Linked DNA regions of Homo sapiens: regions 2 and 3 are each linked to region 1. A link is a loop called in an ENCODE intact Hi-C map of the cell type or tissue named here. Cell type or tissue: mammary epithelial cell. All regions are shown on one strand. Links, peaks and the distances in the headings refer to the core of each region. The heading gives the core; the rest is flanking DNA. Region 1 has its middle 46 kb from the start of PARVA. Region 2 overlaps TEAD1 (TEA domain transcription factor 1). Region 3 overlaps PARVA (parvin alpha).

What was found. Peaks named below come from ENCODE experiments on the same cell type or tissue, not always from the same donor. Only the 100,000 strongest peaks of a DNase experiment are listed, where the experiment ranks them.
Region 2: a loop joins it to region 1, with 9 times the contacts of the local background. A loop is called at or near these places in 102 of 110 quality-filtered maps.
Region 3: a loop joins it to region 1, with 5 times the contacts of the local background. A loop is called at or near these places in 24 of 110 quality-filtered maps.

Annotation. Positions count from the first base shown.
Region 1 is chr11:12,327,977-12,335,976 of GRCh38, forward strand. It overlaps a transcript of MICAL2 not described here. Among named protein-coding and RNA genes, the nearest start is that of PARVA, 46 kb to the right of the region's middle. RefSeq lists an enhancer at 2,494-2,995. In mammary epithelial cell, for the core only: a CTCF peak has its summit at 3,501 (motif pointing right); DNase peaks (open chromatin) are centred at 2,685 and 3,505.
Region 2 is chr11:12,890,202-12,899,018 of GRCh38, forward strand. All of the region lies in intron 9 of TEAD1 (TEA domain transcription factor 1), which reads left to right. Among named protein-coding and RNA genes, the nearest start is that of TEAD1-AS1, 28 kb to the right of the region's middle. In mammary epithelial cell, for the core only: a CTCF peak has its summit at 4,069 (motif pointing left); no DNase peak of the experiment used is centred there.
Region 3 is chr11:12,480,859-12,489,675 of GRCh38, forward strand. All of the region lies in intron 4 of PARVA (parvin alpha), which reads left to right. Among named protein-coding and RNA genes, the nearest start is that of PARVA, 110 kb to the left of the region's middle. In mammary epithelial cell, for the core only: a CTCF peak has its summit at 4,664; no DNase peak of the experiment used is centred there.

The DNA of each region.
Region 1 (8,000 bases), core at 1-8,000:
CATTTTCTCATCTAAAATGGGGATAATGGTGGTTTTCTCCTTTATAGAACTGATATAAGGATTAAAGAAGAAATTATATTTGATGCTTAAGTTAACACATTGCCTGGCCCAAGGTAAAGCAATAAGTGGTAACTTTTCCAGTAATAGCTTCAGCTTCTTGGATTCAAACAGAACTCATCTGGTGAAGACCTACTATGCATTAGACATTAAAACACTGGGTCTGTAACAATGAGTATGATGCAGTTTCTACCTTGAGAAGTTTATAGTCCATTGAGAGGCACACATAGGTAAAGAGGTAATCCACAATACAGTATGACAAATGCTGTCATAGGAACAAGCATTAGGGTACAACGTGAACAGAACCAAGAGGTTCCTAACTGATCTTGGGGCGAGGGAAGCCATCAAGCAAGGCTTCTGGGAAGGGGTGATCTATAAGATGAGAACCAGAGGAGGAACAAGAGTTAACCAGTAAAGAGGAGATTGTTTTGGCAGAGGGAACAGCACCTGCAAAGGTCAAATGTGGAAAGACATGAAATATCTTCACAAATGAGCTAGTGAAGGGTTTTCAGGTAAGGAGTGGCTTAAAGAAACCTACATTTTCGGAAATCTTCCAGTAGGGGTGTGGCTCATGAATTGGGGGGCCCTAAGAGTTTGTTGGGGGTATTGTCTCTTTAGTTTTATAATGTGATGTCTTCAGCCTTCAGCATTTGAGATATAAAAGGTGAAAAACTGAGCACTGAAATAATGTGCAATAATATAAACAACAGGTTACTTGTTACTTAACAAGTGAAACATTAGGATTTCAATTCTTTAAGAGTCCAGTTACATGAGAGCGATGAAACTAGCAGGTGCAGACCCAGATTTCCTGAGGCCTGGAGTTCATGCAAAGTCATGCATGTAAAATTGTGAGGGCTGCTTCCAGAACCTTGCAAGGACCCATCCAAGTAAGGGGTCCTGAGGTTTCAGTTTCATTAACTGCATGGTTAATTTAGCAACTAGATTTCAGGGAAATGCTAGAGTCAGACTTTACCTCTTCTGTGCTTCAGTTTTCTTGTTGGTAAATTGGGAGTGCTAATAATACTTGTTACTTGTATTTGTGGTGAGGATTAGCTAAAATAATTTATGTAATATCCATAGCCAGTGCCTGGCATGGAGCAGATGATTAATCAATACCTGTTTGTTTTTTTTACTACAATGCACTGGATTTCCTTGCAAAGATGACCCAAATTTGCTCATTAGAAATAGGCTTATTACAAATATAAAGAGTTTCTTGCTGCCTGGACTGAGAGTCACTGTCCATCTCTACAGCTGCTGTGGGACTTTTGGTAGAATGAACTGCCCTTGTTTGGTGCTTGGTCATATTCCCAGTCCAGAAGGCTCTGGTCCTTGTCTTTGACAATCTGCTGATCTCAGTGAGAGCATTAGAAAAGAAGAGGAAAAACCAGAAAAGCCAGGGCGTGCTTCAGTTTGCCGCCAGCAACACAGGCCAAGAGGTGGCATGGTGGGAAGTGGGGAGCTGTGGGCGCCAATAAGCCAATAAGCCCTGTGTTCAAATTCTATTCCACTCCGCTTAGGCTGAATAGTCCTGGGAAAATCACTTAACCTCTCTGGTCCTAGATTTTTTATCTGAAAAGTGAAGATAATAATCCCCATATTATCAGGTCATTTTGAGAATTAGAAGTGTTGATAGGCAAAGTCTCTACCGGAGTATTGCCTAGGTTGTAGGCATTTAGTAAACACTACTCATATCATTTTACAAAATATTACTAAGTATCCACACACATCTTCTTTTAAAGAATTTGTCTAATTTTTACTGCTTGAAATTTAAATGATAGAAACCAAAATTGTAAAGCATCTTCTGAAAATCTTCCTCATCCCCAAATATGAAAAAAAAAAAAAAAAAAAAAGAAAAGAGAGAGCTAGTTTGAGTTATAGCAAAAGAAATCTGGCCAGCTTGTGATGTTTCGGAGGTGTGCCAAGCCAGACAGAAGATGGATTCCATTCATTCCCTTTATATCCTTGGTAATTTAATTCCCCTGTTAAGTTTATGGGCCTTTTTCCCATGATTGTCCTTGTGTGGGTGACAGATGCAGATCAACAAGGGGCTGGAGACTAAAAGAGTCAAGACGGGAGAGTGGCCTCAAAAGCAACCAAATGGAAGTTTTGCAGACCAGCCACCAAAATTAATATACTCTAACTTGTAATAACATTTGTGCAATAATAATATTCCTTGGTGGTTTAATATTCTATTCAGTCCCTTTAAGAGATTGCCCTGTTGCTTAATGAATGACCAACGCTTATTAGGTTAAGTTGTATTTGAGCTGGCCTGTGCTGCTCCGGTTCAAGTGATTTAATGGGAATTATTTAATAGGTATTATTAGGATAATTAGAAAATGATCACAGTTAGGCAATAATATTGAGCTATAAAGGTTGTGAATAACCAAATTTAGAGACAGACCTGAAAACATGAGTAGTCTGCGACAGTTATGCAAGGCTCCTCTGATAATTATGTAGGCAGCCTGAAAGGGGCTTTTGTTCTGGGAGTTATTCATTAGGCGGGCATTGAATTAGAGGAACATGCGGGGGTGCGGGATGGAGGGCAATGATGGCTGATGAGCAAAATGAGGCTTTGATGAGCTCCTCATTGTCGTGACAACAATTCCTGCTTTCTTTTTTTACAGCAGTCAGAAATAAGCTCTCCCGCCCCCGGGAAGGGTTTTTCCCCATTTTGTCAAGGAAAGGGAAACAAAGGAAAACAAAAATCTAATAATCCACCCCAGATGACAAATCATTATGTTTTGCAGGACGTGGAGAGAGAGAGAGAGAGACAGAGAGAGAGAGAGAGGGAGAGACAGACAGAGAGAGAGAGAGACAGAGAGAGGGGTAGAGAGAGAGAGAGAGAGAGACAGAGAGAGAGAGAGAGAGTGTGTGTGTGTGTGTGTGTGTGTGTGTGTGTCTGTATGTGTGTGTCTGTGTGTGTGATGTCTTTGACAGAGGTAAGAGAGTCCCCTCTTGGTCCTAGCTGCCCAGGTGAAGGACCAGGATATGCAGTAACCTGATTCCTGGGGGCCCTACCACCTTCTGGAAAGAGGCCAAGCCCAGCTCTGCAGCCACTTAGACTCTTATTGGTTGAGGCACTGTTACCTACTGGCTTGTTGCTTGTCAATATGATGATCAGTGTTACATACTAGGGGCATGGAATACCCCAGTCTAGCAAGAGACCACCATTCAAATTTAAATGGTCTGGATAACACAATCTGGGCTTTCTTTCAATACCTGGAATCTGATGAAAACTGAGTAACTTCGAAAGAGAAAGGATTTCTCCCCAGGGGAGGTCGATGAGAATAATTATTCCCTTATAGCTTTACCAGCTTTGGGGAAGATTTACCAGCTAGTTGTCTGCATGGAGCTTCTTGCCTTTTTTGGAGCCAGATGGTTTCTTCTTCCCGGAGATTGAGGGGTTTACCAAGAAAAATTAGGATGCACAAAGTGCCAGCAGGTGGCAGCAGGAGCACACATTATGTGAGAAATGCTAGCGAAAGCCTCTCCAGGACCGGGGAGGTAGCTGAGCTTACACTCCATGGTTTTCACTGCTGCTGAGGACCCGAGGAATAAAAATTCCTGGATAATGTACAGTGAGGTGTCCTGGACAGAGCACAGGCATTAGAATCAGACACTCCTGAGTTTGAATCCCAATGTAGTCCTTATACAATTATTTACTTTTCTGCGAAATTTTCTCATCTGTAAAATTGAATGAATAATACCAACCTCACAGAGGTGGTATGAAGAAAAGATGAAGTGAAATAATGTTAGTAAAGCACCCACAAAAGGGCCTGAAATAAAATAGGTATCCAAAAATATTCCTTCTCTTTTCTTTTATGTCCCTATTATTATAAAACACAGCTGGATGGTCAATGACTTCTCAAATTGTATTTATTTGTTTGTTCATCCATTCACATTCATTTGTAACTATACTCCCTACAAGAGATTTAAGCCGGTTTCTCTAAATATTTGTAATACATGAATTTTGCATGCCTGATCCAAACAAGGATCTCAATGAGGACTCATTGTTATCACTCCCACACCCCCGCCACCACCGCCCCCAAAAAACAGTAATGCAATAAAAGCTGTTCAACAAAGATAGCAGACTATGGGTTTTGAGGCATGCCTCTCTGACACTCTGCCACAATTTGGGAATGGGTTTTAGGAAATAGATATTCTTTAGGTTTCCTTCCATAACTATTTGTTCTCAAAAGGTACTTGAAGGCAGTGAGTTAAAGGTTGTACCCTTTCATCCATCATTAGACATGGCTGGTTGCTGTGCATTCATAAGTCAGCAGAGCAGGGGAAGGGTTGAGATCTTCTGTGATTCTAAAGGAGTCTCTCTAAATACAGGTAGCCATGAACACAGAAACACAGATAATATTATTTTGTCACATAATATAATGGGATATTGTCAGAAAAGGACACCAACCTTATAGATAATGGTCAGGAGTAATAAGACTTCAAAGTGGATGATTAAGCATGCAAGGAACTTGGGTTGTTTGCCACAACTATGTAGGTGCAAAAAGTAAACAACAAAAGTCAGTACATCAGAGCAAGAGAGTTTATTATTCACAGCATAGCAAACAGCAGGAACATCAGCTCGGTAGCCCAAGTTGCCCTGTTCCCAAGTCCCATGGTGTGACATGATGAGCCCAGATGGCACCTGTGCGTGCAGTGAGTTGTCCCATAGCTAGGGAGCCCCAGGAAAAGGACTCAGCAGCTTTTATAGCAAGCAGTAAATGAGCCAATTCCCCTTTCCCAGGAAGCAAGTAGTTGTGCAGTAGTCACACAGTAGTATCCTGACCCCCTTCTTGGAATTCTCTACCTGACTAGTTAGAGGAATGGCTAAGGTTCAGAGGATGGTAGGGCCTTGCAGTTTGGCTCACTCAGCAAAGATGTACAGGGACACTCCTAGTCTATGGAAGACTGGCTCACTCAACAAATACCGACAGTCCGCTTGCTGTATATTCACCTCTGTTTCCAGCTTCACTGGCCACTCTGTAGGAAGTCCATGGCCTCATTGCAAGCCAAATATTGAACAAACGTATTAATGAGAGACTAAAGCTGACCCTTGCAAGTTGTTTTTTAAAAATAAGACAGAAGACAGAAATAAAGAAGAAATGGAAAGGGCAGATGCAACCACAGATACAGCAAAGATTCAAAAAGATAAAAGAATATAACAAACACTTAATCCCGTTAGTTTTTAAATCTGGCAATCTAAGGGTGATTTTACAACTACCATATTGAAAAATTAAAGAGGAAAATCTTATGGTCTTTTCAATAGAAGAAGGAAAATCATTTGACACAATTTAACATCCATTTGCTAAAAACTTTTAGCAAAAAAAAAAAGCAATAGAACAGAATAGAACTTTCTTAATTGAAACATATTTTCCAAAACCATGCGGCAAACATCACTGTTAAATAGAAGCATTTCTTTAAAAATCAGTAATAAAATAATGTTGCCTACTCTTAAGTCTTCTATTTAACTTTGTGCAGGAGATCCCAACCAGTGTGGTAAGACAAGGCAGAGAAAGGCAAGAGGTTTGGAAAGAAAGAAAAAAAATTTTGTTGTTTCCAGATGCTAGGATTGTCTATATGACAAAAACCCCAAAATGTACAAGTAAACTATTAAACATAATATGGACCTAAATAACAGTGACTGGATATAAGCTCAAACTAGAAAAATTAATTGCATTTCAATATCTCAGCATGAAACACCTAGAAAATGAAGTAATAAAGATATCACTTACATTAACATCAAAAATATAAGGTACCTAGGAGTAAATCTAGCAAAAAACATGTACTATCTTATGGAGCCAATTTTAATACTTTTCTGAAAGTCATCAAAGGATCCAAACATATTCTTATATATATGAAAAGTTGATATAAGCCATCAGTAGCATTAGAGATCACAGGAAATAAGTGATTCTGAGACAATTGGTTTCCATAGAGGAAAAAATGAAATTGAGTCTTGTTTCGTACCATACAAACAAATCAATTCCATAAAGATTAAGGACTTTAATGTGAAAATTGAAACTTGAGATGTTAAGAAGAATCTTTTTTTGACCTCAAGTTGTTAGTCAATAGATACTATAAAGGAAATGAAAAGACACTCATTTGGAAAATATACAGTCACACTCTGTTATCCACAGAGGATTTGTTCCAGAACCCCTGAAGATACCAAAATTTGAGGATGCTCAAGTCCCTGATATAAAATGGCGTAGTCACTGCGTATAACCTATGCACGTCCTCTTGCATACTTGAAATCATCTCTAGATTACTCATAATACTGAATACAGTGTAAATGTTGTGTAAATAGTTGTTATACCATGTTGTTTAGGGAATAATGACAAGAAAAAGAGTCTGTGTATGTTCAGTACAGACACAACCATCCTTTTTTTATCCAGAATATTTTCTTTTCTTTTTTTTTAATTTTATTATTATTATACTTTAAGTTTTAGGGTACATGTGCGCAACGTGCAGGTTAGTTACATATGTATACATGTGCCATGTTGGTGTGCTGCACCCATTAACTCGTCAATTAGCATTAGGTATATCTCCTAATGCTATCCCTCCCCCCTCCCCCCACCCCCCCACAACAGTCCCCGGTGTGTGATGTTCCCCTTCCTGTGTCCATGTGTTCTCATTGTTCAATTCCCACCTGTGAGTGAGAACATGTGGTGTTTGGTTTTTTTGTCCTTGTGATAGTTTGCTGAGAATGATGGTTTCCAGCTTTATCCATGTCCCTACAAAGGACATGAACTCATCATTTTTTATGGCTGCATAGTATTCCATGGTGTATATGTACATTTTCTTAATCCAGTCTATCATTGATGGACATTTGGGTTGGTTCCAAGTCTTGGCTATTGTGAATAGTGCTGCAGTAAACATACGTGCACATGTGTCTTTATAGCAGCATGACTTATAATCCTTTGGGTATATACCCAGTAATGGGATTGCTGGGTCAAATGGTATTTCTAGTTCTAGATCCCTGAGGAATCACCACACTGTCTTCCACAATGGTTGAACTAGTTTACAGTCCCACCAACAGTGTAAAAGTGTTCCTATTTCTCCACATCCTCTCCAGCACCTGTTTTTTCCTGATTTTTTAATGATTGCCGTTCTAACTGGTGTGAGATGGTATCTCATTGTGGTTTTGATTTGCATTTCTCTGATGGCCAGTGATGATGAGCCTCTTTTCATGTGTTTTTTGGCTGCATAAATGTCTTCTTTTGAGAAGTGTCTCTTCATATCCTTCACCCACTTTTTGATGGGATTGTTTGTTTTTTTCTTGTAAATTTGTTTGAGTTCATTGTAGATTCTGGATATTAGCCCTTTGTCAGATGAGTAGGTTGCAAAAATTTTCTCCCATTCTGTAGGTTGCCTGTTCACTCTGTTGGTAGTTTCTTTTGCTGTGCAGAAGCTCTTGAGTTTAATTAGATCCCATTTGTCAATTTTGGCTTTTGTTGCCATTGCTTTTGGTGTTTTAGTCATGAAGTCATTGCCCATGCCTATGTCCTGAATAGTATTGCCTAGGTTTTCTTCTAGGGTTTTTATGGTTTTAGGTCTAACATGTAAGTCTTTAATCCATCTTGAATTAATTTTTGTATAAGGTGTAAGGAAGGGATCCAGTTTCAGCTTTCTACATATGGCTAGCTAGTTTTCCCAGCACCATTTATTAAATAGGGAATCCTTTCCCCATTTCTTGTTTTTGTCAAGTTTGTCAAAGATCAGATAGTTGTAGATATGCAGCATTATTTCTGAGAGCTCTGTTCTGTTCCATTGGTCTGTGTATCTGTTTTGGTACCAGTACCATGCTGTTTTGGTTACTGTAGCCTTGTAGTATAGTTTGAAGTCAGGTAGCATGATGCCTCCAGCTTTGTTCTTTTGGCTTGGGATTGACTTGACAATGCGGGCTCTTTTTTGGTTCCATATGAACTTTAAAGAAGTTTTTC
Region 2 (8,817 bases), core at 325-8,324, 560 kb after region 1:
TGTATTCTTAACCATGTCACTGTACTTTTGAAGAAATAAAGACAAAGTTCAAAAGTTAAAAACAGCTGCCTGCAAAGTAGGAGCTCCCCAAGCAAGGCCAGACCTCTGAGGGCCTTCCACATTGGGTAGATGGTTACTCTGGGTTTCCTCTGAGTTCCTATTCCAACCCATGGAAAATTGTCTTCCACAAAATCAGTCTCTGGTGCCAAAAAGGGGACCGCTGCTTTAGAGCCTATCTTTCATCATGCTCTAGTGGCAGCAAAGAGGTGACTGATACTAGAATTCTTAGCAGCTGTTTGAGATTTGGGGCAGATTACCGCAGCTCAGCCTCAGTTTCCAGTCTGTCTTAAGTGGACATAACAGGATCGCTGCCATGCTTACTGTGATGATTACATTTAGTAATATCCCTGAACATACTGAGCACTCCACAAATGCTTCTGAACCTGAATGTCTTACAGTAATGTGAAAGGAAATTGAGCCAGAGCTCTGGACAGGGATCAAGCTTGCGAGAATGTGCTCACTAAGTGCTTTGGACTCTACTGAAATTCTAACAGGAGTCAGAATATTTTTCAATTACTTTTGAGATGGAGTTTTGCTTCGTCGCCCAGGCTGGAGTACAGTGGCACAACCTTGGCTCACTGCAACCTCCACCTCCTGGGTTCAAGCAATTCCCCTGCCTCAGCCTCCCACATAGCTGGGATTACAGGCATGTACCATCATGCCTGGCTAATTTTTGTATTTTTAGTAGAGACAAGGTTTTGTCATGTTGGCCAGGCTGGTCTCAAACTCCTGACCTCAAATGATTTGCCTGCCTCAGCCTCCCAAAGTGCTGGGATTACAGATGTGAACCACCATGCACGGCCTCAATTAGTTTTTAAAATCAATTAAACTTTTCATAAAGGTAGTAAATTAATGTGGTCAAAAAATCTCCAAGCATAAGAGAATGGAAGGGAGATGTCCCTTCCTTCTCATTCCTATCCTACCCTTAAGTAGGTAGCCACTGCTACTATTCTCTTATGAGGCTTTGTAGTGATTTTAGTGCATATACAATCTAATATGAATATGTATTCTCCCACCCCACCCTGCTTTTTAAAGAGAGGATGTGATCTAATTTGTGCTTCAGGAACACGATGGCTGCATCAGGTGAGAGCAGGGGCTGGAGGAAACTATACTGTTGGCCAGCTGGTGGCTGATGAGGACCAAACCAGGGCAGGGGCCATGGCTGAGGAAATGGCAGAGGGGAGAGATGTTATGGAGATAAAATTAAAAAGCCTTGTGGATTAATGAGCTGTGAGAAGAGGAGGATAAATGGTAATGACTGGGTGTTGGAGACCAAGGATGCTGATAAGATTTGAAGAGTCCTGGAACAGAGGAGGAAGCAGGATTGCTAAGAACTGACTTGATGATAATGCTTTTGCCTTTCATTCTCAAAATAAGCTTGTTGAAATACCTATTAGAGACAGGAAAGCTCAGAGAGTTTAAGTAACTTCATCTGGGACCTGGCTAATAGATGGCAGGGTTGACTATTTGAACTTTGTCTGAATTTCACAGTGTATGAGAAAATGACACTTACCCCACTATCTGGGAAAATGGGAAGGGCAGGGATTGTTCTCCATTCACAGATGGACATTTGATTTGGGCTCCAGGACAGGAGAGAGTTCCTGAAGGGTCACCTGGGCTTGGTGATGGCAGCCCCTCAGCCAGAAGGAAGGGAGTTTTGCTGCCTGGTGTTCTGGCCCTTATCTTTATTCCAAGGGGCTGGACCTCCTGGACGTGGATGTGGGAGTTAGCAGTCTTCATAGTCAGAGGGAGCCCAAGGTCTCCCCTCTGGGGGACTGGCAGGCCTGTGGTTGAGCCCGCATGGAAGGTCTGTAAATATATCCTGCAGATAACATGATTCTTTCTCGTAAAGGCAGTTGGTCAAACGTGGGCCCAAGGATGATTTAATTTCACATTTTTATACTTCTTTCAATGGCCTAAATTTACAGATCAACTAAAATTCCGTTGTCAGAACACAGATCCTTTCTTGGTTTGGAAAATGTGACCAGGACAGCTCTAAGGAAATATGACATTAATGAGGCCTGTGGAAGAAAGAAGAGGGGGATGGCTGTGCATGGGGGATTAGGTTGGAGACACAAGATAAAAAGCAAGGTTTCAGCCGGGCGCAGTGGTTCATGCCTGTAAACCCAGCACTTTGGGAGGCCAAGCAAGGCGTGTGGGTCACCTGAGGTCAGGCATTCAAGACCAGCCTGGCCAACATGGTGAATCCCCCGCTTCTACAAAAATACAAAAATTAGCTGGGCATGATGGTGGGTGCCTGTAATCCCAGCTACTCGGGAGGCTGAGGCAGGAGATTTGCTTGAACCTGGGAAGCAGAGGTTGCAGTGAGCTGAGATCGCGCCATTGCTCTCCAGCCTGGGCAACAGAGGAGACTCTGTCTCAAAAAAATAAATAAACAAAAATAAAAAAGAAGCAGCAGCAGTAAGGTTTTAATTCCCGATTGCCAGGAGGGTTCTTGCCTTTATCCTGGGCAGGACAGAGAAGGGCACCGGTGTCTCTGGAGGAGCTTCCTAGTTTTATAGTGGCTGCTGAGGCAGTTGCTCCATCTTGGGGTGGAGAATGGCTGTTTGAACAAATCTGGTTCCTGGTCCTTCAGAAAAGAGGCTCCTTCTCTCCTGTAATTCAGGGCTTGGAAGTGATCTCATGCCAGTAAGCCAGGTCACCAGCATCTGTGCAGCTCTGTGTGGCCTGGGCGGAATTTTCACATTGACTGTTTCATTTGACCTTGTAGACAGGCTAGGGTTCATCACTGCTCAGATGAGGAAGCCAGGGCCCAGAAAGGTTAAGCAACTTGCCTCAAGCCACTCAGCTCAAAAATAGCAGAGCCTAGATATTCTAACCCAGGTGTCATTAATGTTCCCATCTCATGCTTCGGAATAAGTGGTCGGAAAGTACATTTGGCCTTCCAGGTTTGGGGAGGAAGGCTGCAGCTGATCTAACGGTTGGCTCTGCTTAGTCCTTGAATGTCTCTCAGGTTTTTCTCATGTTTTTCCAAGCCTGGTCTTCCAGCAGGACGTAGGAGATGGAGTGTCTCCCGGGGAAGGAGATGATGGCTCAGTGTGGAGCACCCCCATGCCCCTCACAGTCCTGAGCCCTTGCCGAGCCACCTGCGAGCCCCTCCCGGCCCAGGGCACACTCTCTTGTGGCAGCAGACATTGTACTGTGTTTCTAAGATGCTCTGGCCACTTCCCCTGTTTCTTCATTACCCTTTGGGAAGGAGGCCACTGAAAGCGTCTGGAAATCCGGGTTCTATAGACATTTCACAGAGGCCCCAGTCAGGCCCCCTCTGCTTTCTTTGGCAGGTCCGCACCCCACGCACCTTCCTGGTTGCTCACTCAGTCGGTGGGCCTTTCAGCTGCACTTCTGTGGGGAAGACACACTCCTGTCTGAGGAAGCAGCAGCCCCTCTGTAGAGATGGTGCTGGGAGTGGGAGGTGGGAAGGATGCATCTCGGTGTGAGATCCCGGAAGGAGGCATTCACTTGCTCCTTGTTTCCAATGATGTTTCTCTCTGGGAAGAACGAGGGGCATGGGATGAAGTGGCATATCAGGGCCAAGTGGCCAGAACAGGGCTGGTGCCCTGGACAGTGAGCTGAGGAGAGAACCCACTTCAGATTCACTTTCTCCTGGGCAGGAACCGTGAGCACAGGCAAGCTCCTGGGCTGAATGTGCGGGAACCTGTCTTGGCTTGGCTCCGCAGCCATTCCCTGTCCCCCCAGGGGCCACCGCAGGCTGCCCAGCCTGCCCTGGGGGGTAGGTGGACAGACATTCCAGGCAGGACCGTGACAAGAAGTAAATGTAGGTGATTTGTCCTTGTTCTGTTCCAGCTTGTACATTAGCATACCTTGACATGAGTTATTTGTCTTGATTTCTTTAAATTCCTAAGTGGATTATAATTTTTTTCTTGGTATTATTTGACAGCAGTCATTTTTCAAGGTTTCACTACGTTCTTCAAATACTTAGAATTTTTGGAACAAATTTAGGAAAAGACTGCCATCTTCAGGTTGGACGGTGCAGTGCAGGACCCGGTGTGTCTGAGGGCACCTCGCAGATGCTGAGGACTAGCAGATTTGTAGGGCTTTTTCTTCCTTTTCCACAAAGATTGAACTGCCTTCATCAGTTCAATACATCTAGATTCAATACATCTAGAATGTATTGTCAGTCCTTTTAAAAAAAAGAGAAAAAAGCCCCAGTGACCACTGTTGGAAGTTGTACTGTTGTGGTTTGTTTCATCTACAGTGATGGACAACCTCCTAGGCTGTCCCCACTCCACTTTTGGGAACAGACTTTGCATGCCTTAGAGGAAGGTAGGAAGCAGGTATCTGGAGAGGGTACTGTGTGCCTGAGGGAAATGCGGACGCCAGACCCCACAAGGCTTCCCCACACTGCCACTACCCTAGCACCGATGGTAACATCAGAACAGAATCGCCTTAATGAGTCTGAAACTTTCCCTGTCTTCATTTATGCTTTAAGTTTTAGTATGTCCAGGTTTTTGTTATCAGAGGGACCGTATTGATTTCACATTATTTCGTCCAAAGTAAAGAAACATCATGATTCTTCCGGAAAGTAATAACAACAGCAAATTACGTGCTATGTACAGTGTTATGTGTTTTCCTTGCATTATCTCATTTAATATTCTTGACACTCCAGTACAGTAGGTACTATTATTATTCCTGCATTATAGTTCTACTAAGTATACATATTTCCACTATGGCTGTGGAAACTGCAGCAGAGAGAGAGGGCTATAATCACTTGCCCTGGATGACTCAGTTAGGAAGTGGTGCTACTGCTCAGATTCAAACCCAGATCCCATCTGACACCACAGTCCAGGTGTTCATCACTCCTCACTGCAGGCTCCCTAAGCAGCAAAGAACAGCAGGGACCAGGAAACAAAGTGACCCATAGAGCAGCTTTGAAGGAAGACGAAAGTCCTTTATTAACCCCCCCCGGGTATCTCAGAAGCCCTTTGCAAGTGAATGGTTGACTTTCGAGGGTTGCATTCACCTTTATTATTATTTGCAACTGCTATGAAGAATAACTGGAGGGATTATAGCAAAACAAAGAGAAAATGGACATTTCTCCAAGTCAAAATAGAAATCCACATATTAAGATGGCATCAGGTACTGCGTGGCATCCTTGATCCAGGTAGGGTTTTACTGGTGCAACATCTTTTTGGTGAACCCTACCTGCAGACAAGCGTCCCAGCTCCTGTCCAGCTGTCCTGAGCGTTTGAGCTGTAGGAAAGCTTTGCAGTCTGACCCGAGCTCCTTTAAAGCCCAAGGAACTTGTGGCTAACACAGAGTAAACATCCTGAAGTAATGTTTTTTGCTTCCTTTTATGGTTCTTTCCCTTCCTCAGAAAAACTCCATAATCTTTCAAGATAGTTTTTGATTGGTGGTTTATTTAATAAAATAATTGTATAAGCCAGATTGAAGCACGTGGCCCATAGGAAAAGCAGTATTCTGCTCCTTCATGGCTCCTCACCTTCCAGTTCTACTTTTTGGGGACCATTGCTTGCAGCCTTTTCAGCCATTTCTTTGTATTAATATATTTACCTCCACATTTCTAAATAACATGCTTATATTGTATATCTCATTCTATTAATTTTAGGCATCATCTGTTGACTTCTTAACATAGAAGACTACGATTTAGTTCTCTAAATTTAGTATATGCCCCCCTCCGTCTTCCTTTCAGTCCCCCTATGTGCTTTTCTCTAAATTTAGTATATGCCCCCCTCCGTCTTCCTTTCAGTCACCCTATGTGCTTATATCACATTAAAAAAAATTAGCATTCAGTTAATTTTACAAACCCATATAAATTTTGCACACAGCGTGGTTAATGTTATATATTGGAACCATTTCCTTAATTGTAAAACGTTTTTTTCTGGGGTGTATGGTTGTCTTCTTAAAAAATTGTTCAGTTTTACATAGCTACACCAATTCACCCTCAAAGTTTCGAGGAGAACTCATACTCTTCTCCAGATGGTGAGATATAAATCAGGTCCGCTCTCTTGGTGACATCCTTCCAGGAGTCCTCAGCTCCACGGATCCACTCTGGACTGGTTGCTGACCTGGCTGGTTTCTTTACCTTTCTTCTATGTTAGGCCCCATCTCTTTTTAAAACGTATTCCATCCTTTTGTAGGAACATACCCTCCTATAGCTCCCTGGGAACAAGTTGCAAGGAAGGTCAGTTTTCTGATACCTTAAATATCTGAAAGAGTATTCTACTTTCATGTGTAATGGATAATTTGATGTTCATTATGGTTTTTGCCTTGGACTTGTGAAACTTTATTCATGTTTTCTAGGTGATTTCCACATATTTTCTCCTTGCTAATGAACAATATGTTTAATGCTGGAGAATAAGGTCATTCTTATAAAAAGAGCAGGTAAATGCTAATTTAGTTCATGTGATATGTAGAAGTGGTGTTGACTGTCTTTATTATCCCCATCTTCTCTGTAGGAATTTATGAGAACATATATTTATTTGGGAAAGATAGAATTCTAAGTATCGAGGTAATAAGCTTGCTCTGTACAGTCACTCTGTAGGTTCTATGAAGATGAGCACTTTGTTGTTAGCTCATGGATTCCTGGTGTCTAGCACAGTGCCTGGCATGTATGATGGATGATAGGTGTGCTGGTTCATTCTATTAAAATCTGTAAAACAGGCAGAGTGAGTACCTTTTCCATCGTTGACCTTGAGATGTTGATAATCAGTTGTGCCTCTACTGAGTGCCTAGGGGACTCTTTTGGAGAAGTCAAAATTAGCCTCCGTTTTGGATATTGAGGAAATCGAGTCTTGGGCCTTGCATATGTGAGTCATTGACATTCGCCCTTTTTCTGCTCATATCTTGATCCCAAATGCCAGTTTTCTTTCCCAAATGCCAGTTTTCTCTTATGAGTATTTGTTTTGTGCCCCATAGAATAGAATTGCCCTTTTTTTGTTTTATGTGCCACCTTCACTTTTGGGGAAACTACCACTGCTGGAGAAGAAACGAGATTTATTTGGGAAGGAGAGAAGCAAATAAATAATCCACCTTGGCCCACTTCCCTTATAAGGAGAACTGGCAAGACTGGAAATAGAGCCTTCACCAAAGGGTTTTTAGAATTCATTTCATTAAAACTTGAACCCAACATACAGATTTCTTCCTTTCAGCCTTCTGGATTTGGGGACAGAGGGATTCCTGACCTACCCAGGTTGAATGAAGGGGAGAGGGTGGTCTGTTTGTTTCAATGCTGTGGTCTCCAGGGCACCTTCTGTAGTACTTTGTATTCTTAGAAACAGAGTCACCACCTCTTGGCAGCAGTGAAGCCACTCAGATGCCAATGGTCAGAGTTTGGTTTCAAGTCACCAGCCTTGTAGAGACAGTGCCCAGTTTCCTTTGGCAAAGACAGCCTGCCCCTTCTCTATTCATTTCAGCCTTGAACACAGAGGTAAATTCCTCAAAATAGAAACCTTTGTGGACTCTATCTGATGCATTTGTGAATCATGTTTGTCACTAATTCTAATTTAACTTCATAGAAGTTTTAAAACGCTGTTTAGTTTTTTTGCTGTTGTTCCTTTCCCAAATCAACTTTCAAAAAACGTTGGTTTAACGGTGTTAGAAAGGCTTAGACATTTTCTTTTGGGGGACAGTGTGATTAATGTTTGCAGCAAACGCAAGGGCTGTGGTGTTGACAGATCCAAGTTTTATTAACTCCAGGACTATTCCTGGATGTGTGACCTCAGGCAAGTCAGTTCATCTCTAAGCTTCTATTTCCTCATCTGTAAAATGATTTAAATTAAATCCACCTCCAGCAGCGTCATGAGGCAAAGATTACCTGAGATCACATCTATAAACAACACATTGCTCACAGCGCCCAGTGGACACAAGGTCTCTTCCTTCCTTCCTTCAGGCACAGGTGAGAGGCCCACACTCTGAGCAGCTGGTTATGAGTGGGCCATTATCAGGGATTTGAACAGTCACTTGGCTTCACTGCTTGCTCCCAGCTCTTGGCTTGTGTTTCTTTTTTCTTTACTAGGCAGGAGGGATAGCAAAAGCAGGAAAGTTATTTTGCTTCTACCTCAGGATCTAGTGAATGTCACATGATAATAAACTATAACAATGGTCATCTTAGCTATAATTTATTGAACATGAACACTTTTTTTTTTTTTTGAGACGGAGTATCTCTCTGATGCTCAGGCTGGAGTGCAGTGGTGTGATCTTGGCTCACTGCAGCCTCCGTCTCCTGGGTTCAAGCAATTCTCCTGCCTCAGCCTCCCGAGTAGCTGGGATTACAGGTGTGTGCCACCACACCCGGCTAATTTTTGTATTTTTAGTAGAGATGGGGTTTCTCCGTGTTGGCCAGGCTGGTCTCGAACTCCTGACCTCAAGTGATCCACCCTCCTCAGCCTCCCAAGTGCTGGGATTACAGGTGTGAGCCACCAATCCTGGCCCCTATCAAACATTTCTTATATGGCAGGTCCTATGCCAAGCACCTTCTGAGCATTAGCTCCTTTAATATTCACATATGTTGCAAATATTACAGGTATTATATCCCCATTGCACATATGAGAAGTCTTGAGGTTTCAGGTTTGTGTCTGGCTCCAAGGCTTTCGTGCTTTACACTCAGCACCTTGCTTTTCAGCTGTACCTTCATGGTCCCCATTGGTATGTGGTAGATTTTACCCCCATTCACCTTCTTGACCTGTAGATGTCAGGGCCGTGGTTCCCATTTCCAGCAGTGCAGTGCAGGGACATTTTGATGTTAAGCACAAAGAC
Region 3 (8,817 bases), core at 359-8,358, 150 kb after region 1:
GTCTGGAAGCAGAGATTTTGGGGAATGTTTTGGTTTGTTTTCTTTTTTTAACGACCCTGTGAGTATAAAGGAGGCAGAGTTTTGAGTGAGCACTCTGACCTTACGTTCCCCTCTGGCTATTTTTCGTGTCACTGGTCATGTTAACCTCAATCACATTGTCAGGGTGGTATCTGCCAGATTTCTTCATTATAAAGTGACTGTTTTTCTCTTTTTAATTAATTTTTTTTAAGTGGGGAGAGATACTTTGAGACCACGTAAATATCCTGTTTCTCCTTAAACTTCTCCCTCTAGTTTTTGCATCCATTTAGAATGCATCTGCCGCAATTCTTATGGTAGTGTTCTAGCAGAGATGGTCTCTTCTCTGTATTCCTTCTGCATTTATTAACTGGAATTCTAAAAGGAAGAGTTGTCATTTCTATTTATTTATATCACTATGGACATATTTATTTTATACTTTGGGTTTAATCCAGTACTACTTTATCGTTCACTTTTTTGCTCATTGGCCTCCAGCTTCGGCCATTGGGAGCTCTTTCAGGTTGCCTCCTGGACACGTTCAACAAGCTGCCCATATTTTTTTTTTTTCTGAGCATTTCCTTTGTTTCTCACATCATAAGATACTCCAAGACCATCTTATATTTTTCTTACTCCAGTCCTGAAATCAATCACTTCTCCAACGAGCCCTGATTTATTTTATTAGAGAATGGAATTTAGATATCAAGATGTGGGTATATTAGTGGATGTTTTTAACTTGTTGTCTGCAGCATAAATAACCAAACATCTGTACCTAGGTACAGTGCCCTTACGTGGTGGTATTAACTAGGCATGACTGTTCCCAGAAATCCAGCTTCTAATCGTACTGGGGGTTGAGCTTCCTTAATACTGAGTTGTTTGGGCAGCGAGCTGGAGGGGTCTGAGTTTGAGATTAGTAAAGTAACTATGAAACACTAGCACTTAGAAGATGATGGAAATGGCATAGGGGCCTCTCGTAGCCCAGGAGCATACACATCTGACATCAAGAAAAGGATACAGGGCCAGGCGTGGTGGCTCACACCTGTAATCCCAGCACTTTGGGAGACTCAGGCAGGTGGATCATCTGAGGTCAGGAGTTCGAGACCAGCCTGACCAACATGGTGAAACTCCATCTCTTCTAAATACAAAAAATTAGCCGGGCATGGTGGTGCATGCTACTTGCGAGGCTAAGACAGGAGAATCACTTGAACCCAGGAGGCAGAGGTTGCAGCAAGCCGAGATCGTGCCATTGCACTCCAGCCTGGGCAGCAAGAACGAAACCCTGTCTCAAAAAAAAAAAAAAAAGAAAAAGAAAAAAAAAGGACATGGAATCCAGGAAGCCATGTTGATTACATTGTGGAGCAAAGACCCAGAACCTAGAGGCAGAAGTGTGTGAGAAGGTGTGGCAGTGTATTAGTCTGTTCTCACACTGCTCATAAAGATATACCCAAGGCTGGGTAATTTAAAAAGGAAAGCTGGCCGGGTGTGGTGGCTCACGCCTGTAATCCCAACACTTTGGGAGGCCGAGGCAGGTGGATCATGAGGTCAGGAGTTCGAGACCAGCCTGACCAACATGGTGAAACCCCCATCTCTACTAAAAATACAAAAATTAGCCAGGCGTGGTGGTGGGCACCTGCAATCCCAGCTACTTGGGAGGCTGAGGCAGGAGAATCGCTTGAACCCAGGAGGCAGAGGTTGCAGTGAGCCAAGATCATACCATTGCACTCCAGCCTGGGTGACAGAGCAAGTCTCCATCTCAAAAAAAAAAAAAAGGAAAGAGGTTTAATTGACTCACGGTTCCACATGGCTGGTGAGGCCTTGCAATCATGGCTGAAGGCGAATGAAGAACAAAGTCATGTCTTACATGGCGGCAGGCAGAAAAGCTTGTGCAGGGGAACTCCCATTTATAAAACCATCAGATATCGTGAGACTTATTCACTACCCCATGATTCAGTTATGTCCACCTGGCCCCACCCTTGACACATGGGGATTATTACAATTCAAGGTGAGATTTGGGCAAGGACACAGCCAAACCATATTAGGCAGGGACTTCTTGGCAGAGAGTTGTATATGTTTCGTTGCTGTGGTGAAAGCCTGAACAGGTGAGCGTCCTTGAGATGCCATGTGACTTTGGCTGGCAAGGACTGGCTGGGTGTTCTCCAATTGTGAGCTCAATGGGGAGCAATAGCATGCCTGGCTCACCTCTGTGTGGCCACATGCCCCTTGCTCACAGCAGTGTCTGCCTTCCTTGCAGGAAAATCACCCTTCTCACAGGCCCCAGGCATTTCTGGTAGATTCTATCAGAACAGCCTCTCCCTAGTCCTTTCTTAGCTGCCCAACCCAGCTGCCCCATTGCTGCCTGTATTCCCTGGGTCTTCCCACTTGCCCTGGCAGCAGATCTTAGTTTAGGTTTTCCCAAAAGCAGACGCCAAGACAAGGATGTGGGTGGAGGAAGCTTATATAGAAGGTGACCTTAAAACGTACAAATAACTGAGTAGGGCACGTAAGAGGGGAAGAGAGAAATGCCAAACACGAGTATGTTAATCAGAACAGCAGCTCTGTTTCAACCAGGGCTCATAGCTGGGCCCTCTGAGAAACCACGTAACAACACATCTCAGAATCACCCTTCCCAGTGCAAGGTAGCAAGGGCATTTATCCTATGGCTCCTTTCCCCCTGTGGTTGAGGGTGACCTGTGCAGGAAATAAAAACTTCCAGGCTGTGCTCCTGTGGTGACAGAGGAGAGAGCCTTGGGGCCAGAGATGGCCATCAGTGTGCTAGGAGCTGTCTGTAGCTGCAGATGAATGCAGGTGGGCCAAGGAGCTGGGGGAAGGGGCATCGCTGTCATCCAGAGAGACCACAGAGACAGCAACCCCGCTGTGGGGACACTGGCCACTTCTCTGCGCTGTTGATGTTGCTGCCAATAAAATATTAGCTGCCAGCAACGCTGGCCTGCCTCTTCATGACATACACTTCATCCTCTCATGGGAGCAGCCCTAGCCCTTTCCAAACCTCAGAGCAGAGGTTTCCGAACCCCAGAATGAGGAGGAAGTTCCTTCCTACCCCAGCCAAAAAGTCACCTCATTTCTTGTCCAGGATTACCCCCTTCCAGGGTGATTGATGGAAGAAAGAGCCTTAGGTCTCCCAGAATATACTCTTACTCCATGGCATCAATAAGAAGTCACAGAATCATCCAAAGTTGGGACACATTTCCAAATACCTCAGTTATACAGGTATGTCCATGGTCACCTGGTTATATTTACATTCACAACACCTAGGCAGTAGGCATGACTGAGTGAGAGATGGGATAAGCGATTCCAGGAAGATGCCTATACAACATAATTCATCACTTCATTTGAACATGGCCCACTGCCTGCTTCTTATTGAGGTTTCCTGGCTTGGGATGTCTATGTGAATTTCCTTGTGGTATGTTTCATTTGACTGATCCTTATGTTTGAACATGTACATGTGCTGGGAACAGAAAAGGCCTATTTTCAGAGATGAGAGTCATAAGCTTCCAGGGCTCTTCTTTCTGGTTTTCACAGTAACATGTGACTGAAACAGGATATCATTCTTCAGGCTTGAGACCAAAAGTTTCCCTGTGGCAGTAAAGTTCTGCAGGAGGGTGGTTTTGTTTTGGTGTGTGTGTGTGTGTGTGTGTGTGTGTGTGTGTGTGTGTGTGTGGTTTTCTTTTTCCCTGATAGACCCTAAAGAGTGCATTTTACACTGATCTTAATCAGTCAGATAATAATATCCACTAGGCAAAAACCATTTGGTGTGCTATATGCTAACTGCTGAGTTCAGGAATATAAAAGTAAATGTGTCATATGCTGTCTTGTGGAAACTCACAGCCTGGTAGTATACAGGTCTGTAAGAGATCAAGTAGGAGTTTGGGAAAGGTTTCAGGAAAGAGGGGGTATTTTGGTGTTTGATTTTTGTTGACTTTTTTTTTTTTTTTTTTTTTTGAGATAGGGCCTCACTCTATTGCCTAGGCTGGAGTGCAGTGGCACAATCATAGCTCACTGCAGCCTTGACCTCCCTGGGCTCAGGAGATCTTCCCATCTCAGCCTCCCAGGTAGCTGGGATCACAGGTGTGTGCCACCACACCCAACTAATTTTTGTGTGTTTTGTAGAGATGGAATTTCACCATGTTGCCCAAGCTGGTCTTAAACTACTGGGCTCAAATGATTCACCCACCTTGGCCTCCCAAAGTGGTGGGATTAAAGGCGTGAGCCACCTCACCCAGCCAGAGGGGGCATTTTGAATGGGGCCTTACAGAAAAAGATTCTCAACCATATGAGGAAGGAGAAAGGGCACTTTAGCCAAGACAACAAAAGAGTTTCCAGGAAGCCTCTGTTAATTTTGGTGCTAATGGAGGGAAAATGCTGTAGAGTCCAGGAGCCAGTGGGTAGATGACCATCAGGGTTGGGTGACTGGGATATGAGGCTAACAAAGAAAATGAGACCCAGCTCCCAGGTCGTGGTTTTTAGCACCATTTCCAACAGGAGAAACCAGGACTTCTTGGAGAAATGGCTAATTTTAGACCTGGGGCAGGGAATGTAGATGAGCCTAGAGCATCTTGCAGTACCAAAAAGAAGTGCTAAGAAAAAATATATATACAGGGCCACACATTGAAAATGTCCAAAACCAACCTGAGGGAGCTCCCAGTGGCCAAAGCTGGAATTATTTGGGGGAAAAATTAATAATAGCAGTATTGGATTATAACCCAAAGTCTAAATACCCTTAAATTGATACTGATATAAATAACTGAACAAATAAGCAAATGGGAACAAAAAGACAACTCTGCCTTATAGAATTTCAAATACTTTGTGTAGATATAACCCCTTCAAAAAAGGTGGCAATTAATTCCACAATCCTTGAGTGGCTGAATTTAGTGACAGGCTTCCCATGGTTAGAGTGTGGAAGTGGGGACAGGGTAGGGGGAGGGTGTAATGAAAGGGTACTTCACTTCTGTGGTCTTCCTCCCCAGCCTACCCATGAGAAAAATATAGGAAAAATCAAGCAGTCCTGACCATCACTTCTCAAAACTGTCAAGGTCATGGTAAAAACAATGCAAGTGTGAAAAACCATCACAGAACAGAGGACGCTAAGGAGACATGAAGAAAAGAAGTGGTATCCTAGACCGTTTCCTGAAACAGAAAAAGGGCATTAGAAAAAACCTAGTGAATCCAGATAAGATATAGAGTTAACAGTCATGTACTAATGCCATACATAAATAGCTGTGACATATGTACGATAGTAATGTGAGCTGTTAACAATAGGAGGGGAAACTGAGTTCGGAGTGCATAGGAATTGTCTGTACTGTTTGTAACTTTTCTATAAATCTAAAAACCATTCTAAAATGAAAAGTCTATTTAAAATAAAGGGCTGGGCGCCGTGGCTCACACCTGTAATCTCAGCACTTTGGGAGGCCGAGGTGGGTGGATCACCTGAGGTCGGGAGTTCGAGACCAGCCTGACCAACATGGAGAAACTTTGTTTCTACTAAAAATACAAAATTAGCCAGGCATGGTGGCACATACCTGTAATCCCAGCTACTTGGGAGGCTGAGGCAGGAGAATCGCTTGAACTCGGCAGGCGGAGGTTGCAGTGAGCCGAGATCACATCACTGTACTCCAGCGTGCACAACAAGAGCGAAACTCTGTCTCAAAAATAAAAATAAAAATAAAATAAAATAAAGCTGGGTGCGGTGGCTCATGCCTGTAATCCCAGCACTTTAGGAGGCCGAGGCAGGCAGATCACTTGAGGCCAGGAATTCAAGACCAGCCTGACCAACATGATAAAACCTCATTTCTACTAAAAATACAAAAATTAGTGGGGCATGGTGGTGGGCGCCTGTAATCCCAGCTTCTCAGGAGACTGAGGCAGGAGGATCACTTGAGCCCAGGAGGCAGAGGTTGCAGTGAGCTGAGATCGTACCACTGCACTCCAGCCTGGAAGACAAAGTGAGACTCTGTCTCAAAACAATAAATAAAATAAAGGAAGAAGATGAAGCTCACATTAGAGGACCATGAACTAAGAGTTTTAGACTGTATTGTTTTGGTAGCGGCAACTAGTGGTGCCTTATGAGCAAAACAACACAGTCAGAAATGGGGCTTTAGGAAATAACATAGGAGCAGTATGGGAGATGCTCAGAGAGAGTGGAAGGAACTCCAGCAGAGCATCTCCTCATGAGAAAAGGATAGTGTCAAATAGAGGAGTGTCAGTTTGGATGGGGAAAAGCTTGAAGAGGACCTAGAGATGTAGGGAGAGTAGCTAGAGTAAACCAGGCTGATTCTATGTGGTGGATGTTGAACAGGTATGACTCCATGAACCCCAGGAGGAGATGCATCTTGAAGAGTTTGATCTTGTTTACTTTGAGAGTCACTTTTCTATGCCCTAAAATGCTGGGCTGAAGTGGCAGCTATGCTAAAATTGAAGCAGGAATGAAGAAACAGGAGATCTCAGTTCCAATCTTGGTTTCACCACTAAAACATACCTCTGTTACTCCGATCACTCTCCTGTAAAGTCAGGAAGGTGGCTTTAAAAACCTCTATGGCTGAGCTATTCAATTCAGCAACCAATAGCCATATGCAGCTGTTAAAAGCAATTAAAATGGAACATTCATTTTCTCAGTTACACCAGCTAGATATCAAGTGCTCAATAGCCAAATGTAGCTAGTAGCTACCACGTTGGACAATTAAAAAAATGAACATTGCCATCATACCAGATAGTTCTGCTGAATAGCCCTGCTTGAAGATCCTCCTCCTATAATCTGATTTTAGGATTGTTGATATATGCTGCTATTCTTAAACTGAAAGAGTTATTTTCTCATCTCAAACTCAAAAGTTAGATGAAAGTTTTTTATTATTATTCTTTATAAATAATAGAGAAGCTCTCTAAAATGTCTTACTACATAGAAAAAGGCATGGTAGAGAACGACTGTGTGTGTGTGTGTCAAGGGACACATACAATGTTTGTATGCATAGAATATTTCTCGTAATAGTCATAATAAACTGTCTCTATGAATGGGACTAGGGAACTTGGGACTGCCATGGAAAGGAGACAGTTTTCACAGCTTGAATTTTCTCTGTTTGTATATTATCAGTCTTATTGAAATTGGTTGAGTGCATATGTAAATTTCAGGAGCAAAACTGAATTAACCCATCAGTAGATATCAAATAACATTTGATACATATTTGAACAGTCATTTCAAGTAAAATAGAAAGAGGAAACTACTTAAATATGATAAAGACCACTAAATAAAACCTAACTGAACATATTAAATAGTGAAATATCAGAGATGTGGTATTAGGGACAAATGAGAAATAATGGCTGTTACAACTATTATAAGTGTTTCAGAGGTCCTAATTAATATGATAAGAAAATAGATTTTCATTTTTAGCATTATGGCTGATGACTAGATGTTCAGATAAATCTTATTGGTACCTCATGCTTTAAAAATCTGGATAAGCCTTCAAGAACATATTTTTGTATGGGATGGCTAAACTGGTGTGAAAAGGAAGGAAATTCTTCTGATTCCAAGAACAAGAAGGAAGTATAAATCTAGTGGGATAAGTGCTAATTCCTAATAACCTATCATTCCTAATGGCCTATAGCCTGAAGTTTAAAGGGTCACACATACAGGGTCAGGAGACAAATCTTGGGTAGAGTCTGAGCAAGAAAGAGGGTTGGATTCGAGCCCCCTGAATAGAGCCATGGTCTTGAAAGGGCAACTCTTTCAATGAGTACAAAATTTGTCCCACAGAAAGAGGCAATAAGGATAAATTATCTTAGCCTTGGATGTGAACAGAACAATTAAAAAGAAGTCTGCTTCAGATAACTCCTCATCAAAAGTCTATACTCACACAGATTTAAGGCTAGGATTCACAGTACTTATGTGACTTTAAAAAATCTAAATTGAAATTTTAGTTACAAGTTGTCCCAGGTCACTAGTGCCCCAAGACAGAAGCAAACATATGTCCTTCTTTTAAAGAGGAAGGAACTCTAAACTCAGACCACAAAGAACTCCCAGAGTTAAAATTCCAAGGAATATGACCTCAAAATTAGAAATCACCAAAGACATGAGCGTAAGCCACCATGAGCACTGTCAACAGAAACAATAATCTGTAGATTCATCCCACAAATACTATAAATATTAGAAACTGTTGAGCTATAGACTGGGTATGGTGGCTCATACCTGTAGCCCCAGCACTTTGGGAAGCCAAGGTGGGAGGATTGCTTGAGCCCAGGAGTTCGAGACTAGCATGGGCAATATGGTGAGACCCCACCTCTATTTAAAAAAAAAAAAGAAAAAGAAAAAAAGTGTTCAGTTATAGAATATAAAATGAGTATGTTTAATATGTCAAAATAAATGTTTTTAAAGACTTAAAAATGATAAAAGAACAAGAAACTATTAAGACTGGAAGGTAGATATGAAAAACAACCAAATAGAACTTCTAGAAATGAAAAAGTGTGAATAATAATGAAACTAGAAACCTCAATGGATTAGACACAGCTAAAGAAGGAATTAATGAACCAGAAGACAGCACTAGAGAAATTACCCAGAATCCAGTATAGAAAGACAACAGAATAGAAAACGAGAAAGAGAATTTGAAAACATAGAGGTTAGTCTAAGTAGATGCAACATACATAGCTAACTGGAATTCTAGAAGAAAAGAAAATGGAGTATAGTAAATATTTAAAGAAAACATAATGAATGAGAATTTTCTAGAATTGATGAAAGACATGAATCCTCAGATTCAGGGAGCTCAGTGAATCCCAAATAGTATAAGTAGTGACAAATCTACA